Linked DNA regions of Homo sapiens: region 1 is linked to region 2. The links are chromatin loops, found by intact Hi-C in ENCODE. Cell type or tissue: Caco-2. All regions are shown on one strand. Links, peaks and the distances in the headings refer to the core of each region. The heading gives the core; the rest is flanking DNA.

Region 1 (2,821 bases), core at 26-2,525, 63 kb before region 2:
ACCAATAAAATGATGAATGTGGAGGAAGAATGCAGGAAAAAAATCGCTACATGTTTTCTTCAGAATGTCGGGGGGGGGTGAAAATTCTCAAATAATTATGGTGCACAAACTTTCTGCCTTCCTGCACCATGGGGAACTCTTCTAAAGGCAGCAGTACCAAATGAATGCATCTTTAATCATCTGGAAGTAAGAAATCCATTATTTTTCTAAACCAGACAGTAGTTGTCTGTTTTAATGGAACAGTTGGTTGATTACAGCTCTTCAGGCCTTTATTTGCTGACTGCCCATAGATATTTGAGTTCCAGCTTCCAGGATTGTCATAAGTGAGTCAGAGTCCAAGAATTTAGAGTAGGAATCTGAGGTTGATGAATTTACTTTGGTGTAGAGAGTTTAACTGAGGGAAGTAGATTTCCTTATACAGATTCTCACAACCGGTGTGCTTACAGCTTGCTGGCTGCTTAGAGACGGACTCATCTACAAATGCAACCTACCAGATAGAGCAAAGCTCAGGACCTGCCAGTATTCTCTTTTTTAGTAGAGAGAGCAATGCTCACCTCAGTTGAAGGGAATACGAGTCTCTTACAGATGTCTTGACTGTCTTTTACAGTAACCAAATGTATGTTGGTTTTATAGAAATCAGAGTTATGTTTTAATTGTAGAATACCATATGTAGAAAGCATTATGCAGGTTGAAAATAACCACTGGTTAAGTGCTTTGAAAAGTTAAAGGAACCTCTGAGATGCAGTCAAAGGAAAAGTTAACCAGAGTCAAAAAATACTGACTGCGTAATCCTTACCTAAGGAATATAATCAGAAACACTAAAGCAACCCCAGGCCACATATGCTGGTTAGAAACTCTGCTGTGAATTTTAGAAAATCTTAGTGAAGATGTTTCATTTGAGATAGGAATTTTTAACCTTCATATATTTTATGGTGTTACTGAAAAATAGAGGGGTTTGGCTAAGTTGCTCTTATTGTGGTGGTGGTTTAACGTTCTCTACGGTTCCGTATCCTATCAGCTATTGGACATTTTATTTAAGGATATAGAAATGTTTCGTTACAGCTTATTCATTCATGAAATGTAAGACTTATTCTTCCTTTCCCTGTGAGAAGAGCCTTTGCCTTTCTGGAATGCTTTGTTTGATCTCAGTGTAATGCCCTTGGAGTGCCCTTCCTGTCATGAAAGAAAGGTGAGGTGAATCAAAGTAACGCCAGATAAGGCAGGAATGTGCGCTCCTGGTTACTCCTGTGTCACTCTGGCTTTGAGACTGTGGCTGTATACTTTACCTTTCTTGCCCAAGGGATTAGCGAGGGCACTGGCTGACTTTCTTCCCTTTAGATAATGTTTCATGCACAAATCAGACTTGCCTGCTTCCTTCCTGAATTCATGACTTGGTTGTGGCATAAAAGGAGTTGCCGAAATAAGAAGAGATGAGCATTTCCAGTTAGTCAAAACTAAACAGAGTAGCAAATGAAAACCACGCCTCCTCTGTTTAATATGTTACGCCCTATCCAGAGGTGACCGTTTTTGTTTAAATTTGTTAAATTAAAACAATTGTTACCCTGTTTGTATTACGTGTCTGAAAGTGTTTCACTGTGCTGCGTTAATACTGGTGGGGTAAAGGGAGTTTGGGTTTTTTTTTTTTTCCCTCTTATCCCCCAAGTTAGTGATTAACATCCAGTCATTCACTTGTGAGAGGAATGTTAGTTGCTTTAGAAAATACATGGTAATTATTTAAAGTGTCCTAAAGAAATGTGGTAGCTGTTTCATTCTGTTGAAAACGGGCCGAGCGTCAGTTCCATTTTCTGTGCATGGCAGTGTTCGGGCGGAGGCAGGTGCATCCCGGGGAGGAGCACAGTTCATGGTCCTACGTCTCCTACGAGAGCCGACAGGAAATCTGCAAGAGTACCTTCAGCCCCTCGCAGATACTGTCCTGGCCCTTCTAAAGCATCCCCTTCCCAGGGTCCAGCACGGAAGCACTCCTATAACTGTGCAGTGAGACCTTCATCTGGGATTGGATATAGTTATAATTGGAGAGGAGATTCAGTCTAGATGAGACGATTAAACAACAAGAGAATGTAGTTTAATATTGTCAAATACCCATAGTTCATAATGACCTGAGTTGGCAGTTAAGACTCCTATGTAATGAAGAATTTCTTACAGATTTAATACATTCTTAAATACAGTAAACAAGAAAAATCCTGGCTTATTTTATTCAGTAGGTAAGCATATGTTTATAGTTCTATTTAAACTGTTAATTTACTTATTCAATTATTTGGATAAGTGAATTATGTAATGCCTGTGTGTTGGCTCGGTGGATTTAATGAAGTAGCAATCTTACTGTTTTGTAGCTATTGAAAAACAGCTGAAAAACTCAGTTTTGTTAACTATTACATGCAATGTTTTGTGATTAAAAAAAAATTCCCTCTGAATCTTTTTGGAAGGATCACTGAGGGAATTTAACCACTTTTACATTTTTCATAGGGATCTCTGATACCCAAAAGGATTAATAATAACTCCAGAGGGAGCAGAATGAAGCTCTCCATTCTGGTGATCCTTGATGGGTCCATGACCACAGGGAGAAGTCGTGTATTGGACTAGTCTAGAACCCTAGGAGGAGGTTGTGGGGAAATGAGAGTGGGAGGGAGAAGAGTGGCAAGTGTGCCTGCTCCAGGGGCCGCAGGTCAGCAGCTGCAAGTCCTGCTGTAGGTCCTGGAAGGAAAAAGGCTTTGGAGAAATCACGAGTGGCCTTTGAAAGCAAAACTTTCGGAAAATTTCACAGAGGCAAGATTTGAGAGGGTGAAAGAAGGCTTGGGTGAAT
Region 2 (2,821 bases), core at 136-2,635:
GTGTTCTAGCAGCACCAGCCTCCTCCACAGCAGATAGTCTCTTCGTTCCTCCACATGAGGCCTTGCATATTTGAAGCTTCATCGGCAAGATAAGATTATCCTGTACAATAAGAGAGAAGTGGATATAGAAGAATGAATATAAAATATGGTAGGTCAGCTGGTGAGTACAGACATAGGGAAGTCTGAGGGGCAGGGATGAAGAGAGTCACCATGGCTGCCCCAGTCTCCTGTGTCAGGCCAGGCAGTCAGTCACAATTTTAGACAGTGAGGGTGATGTACAGGTGGGATGAGAAAAGGATCTTGGCGTTCTGACGACGGCCAAAAATGCAATCAGGAAGGACCTGGGATCACTGACTCATAAGTACAGACAGGCCGGAAATTAGTGTCTCAAAAGCCTGGCAGAGGCAGCAGGACCCAGTTCTCGGCCAGGGTTCAGCTCAGAGCGTCAGGGCCTAGAGAAACCCTGGGCCTCCACCCTGTTGCAGACTGAGGCACTGCCTTGGGGCTCGGATGCAGAGCCAGTAAGACTTAATGAAAAGCAGGCTGGATCTGGTCTCTAAAAAATGGCCGTGGATTTTTGGAAAATGTATGAAAGGAAGGAAGTGAAGACTGTAGAGGAAGTGTTTCCTGTTAATGATGTGGAGAACAAAGTGCTTGGTGAATCCCTGGTGTGCAGCTCACACTGAGCAGTTCTGGTCTGTGAAATGCCACACTCGTGGCAAACCTAGAGCAAGAATCTGAGAAAGCAGTTAAGTGGCAAGTGAGCTTTGTTTTGGGTAAGTATAATAGTTCATTTGGGGAAAATAAATTCTGTGCTATGACAGGGATGGTGAATTCTGGGTGCTTGTTCATGAAACAGAAAAAGGATGGGCTCGTGGATGGATTAAACCTGAGAACCTGCAACGCCACCCTGATTTATCCAAAAGGGCTGTAGAGAACTGCTTGTTTCTTTGAAGATTCAGTCGATGATACAAAATTATACAATATTCTGGAGTTGTGGTTGCAGCTAAAGATACATACAGTATAGCCTGAAAAGGTCCAAAGAAAAGGAGGTAAAACACTCTATCTTTGAGCAGCCTCTCAGCTTCAGCACTGCTGACATTTGGAACCAGATATTTTTGGTTGTGTAGGGCTGTCCTGTGCGTTGTAGGATGCTTAGCAACACCCCTGGTCTCCACCCACGAGACGCCAGGAGCACCCTCTTCCGACAAGTAGTGACAACCAAAAATGTCTGCAGGCATTACCAGATGTCTCCTAGGGAGCAGAATTGCCCCCAGGGGAAAACCACTGACCTAGAGGATAAGTTGACCTGAAAAAGATAAGAAGGGAATGTTGTTGCAATCTTCAAAACCTGTAAAGTGGGGTGGGTTACACACATTTATCCATGGACAATTGTCTCTTGAAGCTTGATGTCAATTTCTTACTGAATCGAAATCTTTCGTAATGAATACATATCTTAAGAATTTGTAAGTCATAACCGTTGAAAATACAAATGTGGTCCAGAAGTGTTTTGAGGGACTCCTGGAAAGTGACTCACTCAACTGCTTTGTGGAAGGATAGCCTTGTCTTTCCACCACACATTCCCAGTGCAGCCGAGAGAGGGAGTTTTGGCTTCGCTAAGAGCAGAGTGCTGTTTCTTCTGTTTTTTGTTTTTCATCATTTATGGACAAAATTCTGTAAAGTATACCTGGTTTTAGGTGGATAAAAATAAAACAAGTTGAAGGTTCCATTCAAATATTGACATCCCCTGAGTTTCTGCTTAATTTCAGAATATAATTTTTAAGGATACTTTGTTTCTGTTTCTCTAACTACTACTACTACTGCCCCTTGTGTTTTTCTGTAACATGTATTTTTTCCTCTCCTTCCAGGAAATATTGGAAATTCTTTTATGATTGATCCTGTCTTGGGCTCTATTAAAACTGCCAAAGAATTAGATCGAAGTAACCAAGCGGAGTATGATTTAATGGTAAAAGCTACAGATAAGGGCAGTCCACCAATGAGTGAAATAACTTCTGTGCGTATCTTTGTCACAATTGCTGACAACGCCTCTCCGAAGTTTACATCAAAAGAATATTCTGTTGAACTTAGTGAAACTGTCAGCATTGGGAGTTTCGTTGGGATGGTTACAGCCCATAGTCAATCATCAGTGGTGTATGAAATAAAAGATGGAAATACAGGTGATGCTTTTGATATTAATCCACATTCTGGAACTATCATCACTCAGAAAGCCCTGGACTTTGAAACTTTGCCCATTTACACATTGATAATACAAGGAACTAACATGGCTGGTTTGTCCACTAATACAACGGTTCTAGTTCACTTGCAGGATGAGAATGACAACGCGCCAGTTTTTATGCAGGCAGAATATACAGGACTCATTAGTGAATCAGCCTCAATTAACAGCGTGGTCCTAACAGACAGGAATGTCCCACTGGTGATTCGAGCAGCTGATGCTGATAAAGACTCAAATGCTTTGCTTGTATATCACATTGTTGAACCATCTGTACACACATATTTTGCTATTGATTCTAGCACTGGTGCTATTCATACAGTACTAAGTCTGGACTATGAAGAAACAAGTATTTTTCACTTTACCGTCCAAGTGCATGACATGGGAACCCCACGTTTATTTGCTGAGTATGCAGCGAATGTAACAGTACATGTAATTGACATTAATGACTGCCCCCCTGTGTTTGCCAAGCCATTATATGAAGCATCTCTTTTGTTACCAACATACAAAGGAGTAAAAGTCATCACAGTAAATGCTACAGATGCTGATTCAAGTGCATTCTCACAGTTGATTTACTCCATCACCGAAGGC

The links. A loop is a pair of places that touch in the nucleus more often than their neighbours do. Peaks named below come from ENCODE experiments on the same cell type or tissue, not always from the same donor. Only the 100,000 strongest peaks of a DNase experiment are listed, where the experiment ranks them.
Region 1: a loop joins it to region 2, with 9 times the contacts of the local background. A loop is called at or near these places in 2 of 110 quality-filtered maps.

What each region holds. Positions count from the first base shown.
Region 1 is chr4:186,683,496-186,686,316 of GRCh38, reverse strand. All of the region lies in intron 2 of FAT1 (FAT atypical cadherin 1), which reads left to right. Among named protein-coding and RNA genes, the nearest start is that of FAT1, 39 kb to the left of the region's middle. In Caco-2, for the core only: no CTCF peak of the experiment used is centred there; DNase peaks (open chromatin) are centred at 427 and 1,246; H3K4me3 peaks cover 767 bases.
Region 2 is chr4:186,620,823-186,623,643 of GRCh38, reverse strand. It overlaps FAT1 (FAT atypical cadherin 1), which reads left to right. Exons shown (of 27, transcript NM_005245.4): 10 at 1,869-2,821. Among named protein-coding and RNA genes, the nearest start is that of MTNR1A, 67 kb to the right of the region's middle. RefSeq lists enhancers at 1,347-1,516, 1,774-1,943 and a cis regulatory region at 1,858. In Caco-2, for the core only: no CTCF peak of the experiment used is centred there; a DNase peak (open chromatin) is centred at 1,243.